Regions from separate parts of the Mus musculus genome. Here all the other regions are linked to region 3. A link is a loop called in an ENCODE intact Hi-C map of the cell type or tissue named here. Cell type or tissue: left cerebral cortex. All regions are shown on one strand.

The links. A loop is a pair of places that touch in the nucleus more often than their neighbours do. Peaks named below come from ENCODE experiments on the same cell type or tissue, not always from the same donor. Only the 100,000 strongest peaks of a DNase experiment are listed, where the experiment ranks them.
Region 1: a loop joins it to region 3, with 8 times the contacts of the local background. A loop is called at or near these places in 17 of 42 quality-filtered maps.
Region 2: a loop joins it to region 3, with 5 times the contacts of the local background. A loop is called at or near these places in 28 of 42 quality-filtered maps.

What each region holds. Positions count from the first base shown.
Region 1 is chr5:77,802,366-77,804,865 of GRCm38, forward strand. No RefSeq gene overlaps it. Among named protein-coding and RNA genes, the nearest start is that of Gm34912, 130 kb to the right of the region's middle. In left cerebral cortex, a CTCF peak has its summit at 1,378 (motif pointing right); DNase peaks (open chromatin) are centred at 1,405, 1,811 and 1,999; H3K4me3 peaks cover 587 bases.
Region 2 is chr5:77,353,296-77,355,795 of GRCm38, forward strand. Igfbp7 (insulin-like growth factor binding protein 7) reads right to left here. Exons shown (of 5, transcript NM_008048.3): 2 at 2,267-2,376. Among named protein-coding and RNA genes, the nearest start is that of Gm34648, 32 kb to the right of the region's middle. In left cerebral cortex, a CTCF peak has its summit at 1,397 (motif pointing right); a DNase peak (open chromatin) is centred at 1,389; H3K4me3 peaks cover 678 bases.
Region 3 is chr5:77,458,655-77,461,154 of GRCm38, forward strand. No RefSeq gene overlaps it. Among named protein-coding and RNA genes, the nearest start is that of 1700017L05Rik, 5.6 kb to the right of the region's middle. In left cerebral cortex, CTCF peaks have their summits at 1,320 (motif pointing right) and 1,899 (motif pointing right); DNase peaks (open chromatin) are centred at 1,393 and 1,877; H3K4me3 peaks cover 536 bases; H3K27ac peaks cover 540 bases.

The sequences.
Region 1 (2,500 bases), 340 kb after region 3:
CAGGGGGACGCAGGTGAGGGGTTGCTCACTGCCATCTACAGGTTGCTGTGTACTCTTCCTCTTTGGACACACTTTGCATATCTGAGCTGGAGCACGTCTCCTCCTGTATAACAGGCTTGGACAGGGAGACAAGAAAACCTCTGAAGAGCCAGGCAAGCAGCTGGATCCTACCTGCTTGCTGTGCTCTCTAAGGGGCAAAAGGCTGGTGGTTCCATACACTTAGCGAAGGTAACCCTTAAGATAAGTTGTTCAGAATCGGGGTCGCTGCTTCAACCTTTCCTAATGAATAATTAGTGGTGGCCAGAGTTGACTGCAGTATGTGTGGGCTTTCTGTGTAAAGCGAGAGTCCCATACTCTGTAAAGAGATTTCCTTTTCCTGGGCTAGAGCTGTGTGCAACGGAGGGAATATCATGGATTCAAACAGGAACAGAGACTCCCCAGGGCTGGCTTCAAAGCACACACAGCAGTCAACACCGAGAGTGGCTGTTGTGGTTGTAGGTTTTTCTCCTTAGAAATTAGACTTGTCCCCAAGATTCACTGGCTTGTCACTGCAGTCTATTGTAGAGGTTCTTTCTGGCATTTGTTAATTAAAGAAACACATAAATATATCATGACTTTAATGTAAAGTAAATGACCTAAAAAAATCATTTGTGCACTTTAAATGCCTTCCCAGTGCCTTTGTGTTAGGTACAAGTGGAGAGAAAGCCTTCTTCCTAACTCTGAGGATGCTCAGTTGGTGTGAACCAGGGGCTGGCGTGACGTTCTTAGTTTTATTCTGTTCTTTGTTTCATTTGCTCCTCTCAGGGTGCTCACACTGCTACCGGAAAGTACAAAATAAAGGACATAGATAATAGTGTGTCTTGGAGGGAAAGAATCCAGACATCTTTTGGTCTAGGAACCTCATTTTATGGATGAAGAAACTTAGAGATGTACTCCCCGCTGGGTTCAGGTTGCTCCTCTGGTGAGGAAGCTGGGGGTGACTTTGTGTCTTGACTATTATGTCCGTATTTTCTTTCTTTTGCCACGTGAGGAGTGGCTCCTTACTTCTCTATACTCACAGGGCATTGCGTCTGGCCACAGACGGGATGCCAGACTAATGTGTCTACTTTCAAGTCTTTAGTGTCAGAAATGGTGTCCTTCAGATTTAGCTTGTTTGAAATCAGGCTTCAAAGGCTTTGTTTTATGTGAAAAAAATCCTCTGGATTGATCAGAATAAAGCAGCTTCCTTCTGGGTTGGCCCTTTCCTAATGTGTTGGTGTCCTGGAGAATATTGTTCAAGGTCAAGACCCCGGGCATGTACCTGATTGCAGCAAACACTTGCCCTCCCCATCCTCTATCGGAAGCATCAGCTGTCATTCCCAAAGTGGCCTGAGGAGGGCAGCCTTGACTTTCTGGTGTTTTATAGTAACTGGAAAAAAGCCCAGGCTTTTACCTGGAATGGAATGGGCCGGTTTGTCACCTAAGTGCAAATGTCATTTTAGCACTTCGCTGGTCACAACACCCTTTCTGGCCTTTATGGGAAATGACATATTCCTGTGTTCTTTGTCTCCAACACATGCTTCAGAAAGGCGCGAGCAGTTACTATACTTTAAAAGGTTGGAGAGAAAACGAAAGAAGAGACCTGGGCGCCAAATACCAGGGAGTACAGAGAACACAAATCAGGTTATGGTGTCACCCAGGCCCTGTGCAAAGTGGTGAAGAGAAAGGATTGCTTCCATATCTCGCTGCTATTAACATGCTTTCTGTTGTTATTTCTCTTTCCGGGGTCAGAGAGATACTGAAGGAGGAGTGGCTCATGTCCCAGCCAGCCCGATTTTCTTTGTCCACCTCGATTCTGTCCCTTGCCCCAGGCCCACTGCCTTGCCCTCCATCCCCCTGCCCTCAGTTCAGCCTTGCTCGTGCCTCTAGCAGTCATGTCTCTTTATCAGTCCCCGGAGCTGTTCTTGGCTGTGGACTGCAGCAGCCCACAGGGGCTGCTGAAAGCAAGCAGGAATTACTACCACAGCAGGTGCCAGGGAGCCATCGATCTGGCCACATGTGACAGCTTAGGGAAGGAAGGTTAGAACAATTTTATGGCCTATTACAGCACCGCTTTCTCACAAGACTGAAATTCTGACGAGTGGCTCTGTCCTACCTGCTTCGCAGAGACACTGAAACTTGGTTTTAATTACGGTAATTACCACTCCCCGCCAGGCCTTGCCTGAGGTGGCCGGAGCTAGGGAACATTCTTCATGAGCTGATTTTTTTTCTTCTTGGCATTTTTTCACCTCTTTTTATCATACGGGACTTTTAGCCATCCTGATGCTGGGATAACGCTGGTACTAAACGCAGGTGAAGTGTAGATGCACATAGTTCCTTCTTTGCATCCCATCTCTCAAAGAGGCGTTGGGGAAGGCCGTAGGATATGCCTCCCTTTTCTTGTCCTGAGACATGAGCTCAATCATTGTGCTCAGTGCCATATCCTGTGAGTGGCTGAGCTAAGCTGGATGGGGAACCCAGA
Region 2 (2,500 bases), 110 kb before region 3:
ACTAGCACCTGTAATCTCAGAGCAGGGTAGGTGGAGACCCGAGGATCCTCCAGGCTAGCTGGCTAGCTCAAATCAGTGAGCTCTAGGTCAAAAAGTAGGGTGGAGAGCAATAGAAGATCCCCCACACCCTGACAAAAAGGATCTTTTTTTGGGGAGGGGGGGTTCGAGACAGGGTTTCTCTGTGTAGCCCTGGCTGTCCTGGAACTCACTTTGTAGACCTGGCTGGCCTCGAACTCAGAAATCCACCTGCCTCTGCCTCCCAGGTGCTGGGATTAATGAACCACCACTGCCCTGTGACAAAAAGAATCTTCAAAACAAAACAAACAAATAAAAAAGCAAACCCAACCCTGCTATCCACAAATGGCCAGCTGGGGCTGGGGGAGGCTCAAGGGGAGACCAAGAAGTCGTTTAGGTGTCTAGCTATTTTATTTTAATCTTTTTGCAAGATCTCTTTATATATAGTCAGGATGGCTTCAAACTCACCATCCTGTCTCAGCCTGCCCAGAACACGCGGCACCTGATGCCTAGCTCTAGAGTACTTTGGTTGCAGCAGATTCTTCCAAAAATCTTGCTATTGTAAATAAGGAATAAATAAGAAAAAGCGCCAATAACTACCGAATGCTATACATCTCTGGGTGCTGTTTCTTGTTAGCACCATTACTTAATGTTAATCCTCATTAATGTGCATATCTGAGTTTGGGTCTGCCCTCAGAGGCCAGAAGAGGGCTTTGGATGTCCTGGAGTGGGTGGGAGTCAGAGGCAGTTGTGAGCTTTTTCTTTTAGTCCCCTTTCTCCAAGCCCCTAGGTCCCCACCTCTGTCTGGTGTCTGGTGTCTGGTGTTCTAAGGGAAGCCATATAACTTCAAAGCCTCCCGAGGCCGACTCATTTCCCCTGGGACCCATGTGTATTTTGCCGGGGTGCCACAGACCTTATTCTCTGCAAGTTTCGGCAATGAGGCTTATAAACTTAAGTACCTCGAGTCACCCTGGCTTCTCATTTTGTAAATTCCATGGAGACCCCTTGAGAAGCAACAAAGCTTCTTGCCGGTTTTCCTTGAAAACTATCGGCCATGCTCTTCACAAGCCACTAACCGCAAATAAGCATTGGGGAACTTCAGCTGCCAGGGGGAAGGTTTAAATGAACACGTAGCCGACCACGTTATTGACATGCCTGACTCCCCGTCCACATCTCTTTCCGAAGCACAATTTAGAGGCAACATCCCATTATTCCCTTTAACGAAAGTTTCAGCTGCGAGGGATAGCTGTACTAGAACTGGGTCATCGGTCTGCTGTACTAGAACTGGGTCACCTCTGCCCACACCGTGGTCCAGGCGTTTCCTGGTAACCACACTCAAGCCAGGTAGTTTCCTCAGTGGCCGCATTCTTCTGGCCACACGGGGGCGCCAGAGGCTGCCAGGAACCATGATCTAGACTAAGGTTTCTCACTCGGCAGCTGGGAAAGCTTTGCTGCTTCGGAGGTCTGTGAGGATAATTCTGCCCTCTGCGGAGGAAGCTTTCTGAAGGAGAAAGTGAGGCCGAGAGATTGATAACAGAGATCAAGAATTCCAGTCCCGATCACATTTGGGTGCCCGGACGCTGGAACTGCCTTCTCTTTCTTTTTGCCCCTCGGCTATATGAACTGGAATCTGTTAGGATTCTTCTGACAATGGGGCCGAAACCCCCTCCCAGAGCCCCAGAGGTCTCCCCTCTGACCAGACAACAAGCACACAAAATAATTGAGACTATCCTCCATTTCTGAGCTTGCTGAGGAAGCAAACTAGCTAAAGAGGGGTGTCTGGCTTTGCTGTTTTATTAGCACGAGTTTGAAGATTCTTCCTTACTTCATAGCTTCCTGCCACCACAGACTGAGTGATAGCACCATGTCTTCCCTGCTGTGTAAGGGACTATAAGCCTCTGAACCTGGAAGCTAAAGCGAACCACCTTTCTTCCTCCCTTGAAAGTTTCTGTCGGGTAACCTTTGGTCACAGTAACCAAAAGCAACGAAAACAGTGGGTTTAGATATTCACCACGGTTCTTTGAGTTTCCCAAGCTCCCTGCTTGGACACTGCTACCCAAAGCAGAACTGGGCTGATGGAGGTCAGGAAAGATCCGTGCCAGTGTAGAGTGATACCAGCTGCCACAGGCTTCATGGTTGTGGGGCAGCCGGCAGTGGATGCAGACTGAGCTGTGCCATTCCCACCGCCCTGGGCCATGCAAAAAACGATTTCCGGCTTGCACGATGCTTTCCCGAGGCCTGCACTACTGACCTTGTTCCAGATGAGGACAGGGGTTGGGATCCCGATGACCTCACAGCTCAAGAACACCTTGGCACCAGTGACGTTCCAGATGTCCTTGGGGGGCGTCACTATGGAAGGACCTACAAGAGAAGCCAGAAAGCCAAGTCCATCTTTTTAGCTGCCCATCACCAGTCAGGATCTTACAAGGCAAATCCTTGTTTATGAGCCTCTCTCCTCTGTGGATTATCTGACGTGCATCTCAAA
Region 3 (2,500 bases):
GCCTGCAGGGCTCACTGTGCAGCTTCTGGACAGAGACTCCTGGACCTGTGTTTTCAGGGGCTGCCCAGGTCATGAATTATTCTCTTTGCAAACTAACTCTGTTGTATTTAATTTGCTAACAGAAATCTTGGGAAAAATCATAGTCACTGTAAAAATGTTTAGAACGTGTTCTGTCTAGTAGTTAAGAAGACTGAAACACATTTCAGCCAACAGATGGGACTTAGAAAACCAGGGCTCCTTGGGGCTCTTTGGAAGCTCTTTGGGGGACAGAGGAGGCCACACCCCTCCTCTAACTCCTCCTCTTTTTGAGACAGGCTATTATGTAGCCCATGCTTGTCTTAAATTCATGATACATATATGTGAAGATGGCTTTGAACTCCTAATTCTCTTGTGTCCAAACTCCTGAGTGTGAGATTACAGTGGTGTACCTCCATATCCAGTTTGTGCAGTGCTGGACATCTTACCAAGAAGTTCGTGCATAGCCCACAAATAGTGTACAGACTTAGCTACATTCTCCGCTCTCCTCCTCCTCATCTCCCCCCCTCCCCTTTTCAGTTTTGAAATAGGGCCGTTTTATATAGCCCAGGCTAGCCGACTACTTTGTAGCCCAGCCTAACCAGGAATTCTCAATCTCTCTGTCTCTGTCTCTCCAATTCCGGGACTGCCGGCTGCAGCACCACACCTAACAACAGGAGCACTTTTACGAAGGGGACAACATTCTTGGGGCGGCATCCTGGAGTGCTGGGATCTATTGCATCTGGAGAATGGGGTCATCTCTGTACCGGGAGCTCTTGGAAACAGCCATCTTGCTTGTTGTTTTGTTCGGTTCAGACTAGAGTCTACACTTGGTCGGATCTGGTAGTCACGTAGCTTTAAACTTCTCTCAGCTTTTTCCAAGGATGAGCCAACTAAGCCTCAAAACCTTCATGTTACAGATAAACTGAACCCCAAGAAGCTGACAGCCATTGGCTTCAGCCCTCCTGCCATGTACTTCAGCTTCGGGGGCTGACAACGAACTTGTACCCTGAGACTGCCAGCTCATTATCCTGGCCTGCAGAGAGTTTTGTGCTCTTTGTTTTTATGCTTATTGGAAACTCCACAGTGGAGTGTTTTTTTAGAAGTTTTATTGTTTTAATATGAAAAAAAAAACCCCTCAAACCAAAGGACCTAAATAAGCAGCTACTTATTTTCCTGAGTTACCCCAGTGAGTCAGTGATGTGTTCCGACGCCTGAAAACCCACCGTTAATAAAGATGCTGGAGCTTCGTGGGCATGGCTCTGCTGTTGAGCCAAGGACCTGGAATACCTGGCCAGCGCCTAGCGGGCGCATTCCCAGAACTTTCCGGTAGATGGCAGCATTGTGCAGACAATCTTTCAGTTCAAGCCGCATTCCCCCCCCCCCACCCCCCTACACACGGGGGGAGGCGGGAGCGGGGTTGGTTGTTTCGTTTTCCACCTTTCCGCTGGTGAAAGGAGAGGCTCTGGTGCCTGCAGTCGTCCAGGTGCCCGCTGGACCACGCCGTCTGTATTATGGTCTCAGCCTGGCAGGTCACAACATGTGTGAAAAAGATGACGCGGGCACGGTTGCTTTGGGGGTATAGCTTTTGCTTTGGATAATTGGTGCAGTTCACGTGGCTTTTAATTTTTGCCTTCACTAAGGACAAGTACAAGAAAAGACAAAAGCCCCGTCCAAATGGTTTCCAAGCCAGTCCAGGAGTCCACTGCATGTTCAAACACACTTCCCACTTCTACCACTCTGTGCCCCCACTTTGTTGAAATGCGATTTCTAATTTGATCTTTCTAGAGTTGCCTCTCTCTCCCTGCAAAGTCAAGGCTCTGGGTGCTTGTTCAGTGGAGATCCAGTGTCTTAGGCCTCACGAGGGCTCATGTAATGCCGACTCTCACCACGAGAGGGCACTGTGGTCACACGCTGTCCCGGAGTGGGTCAGACAAGGCAGAGAGGCCCCTGATGTTACTCCTGTGTCCTACTGGTAACCTTGGGACCCCCCCCGACTGTTTTTTTTGGGGGGCATTCCTTCATCCCCCAACCGCATGGATTCTTAAGGTGCTCCGGACTCCATTCCCTCAGAGGTCTCATCCCACTCATCCTCCATTTTCTCCTTGCCTGCATATCTCTCTGAAGAGATTCAAACATACTGCCCATTTCTTCCACTCTGTGCCCCCACTTGGTTGAAACACGATTTCTAGTTTGATCTTTCTAGAGTTGCCACTCTCTTCCCACAAAGCCTTTCTACTTTGTCTAGGCGCTGGTGCTGAGACCGTTCTGCTGTCTGTTTATTTTGTTTGGAGTTCTCTTCTATTGCTAAATTCCTAGTGTTCTAGGCCCAGGATCTTTGTCCATCATCTGCTTCCCCTCTCCCTCCCTGCTGGACCTGTTTGAATCATGTGGACACACCCCTGCTTTCTCCTGCTCTTGCATCTGGTCACTCTTCAGGCTTCACTTCTCTTTGGGGTTACGAGATTTCTTTATTTTTATTATT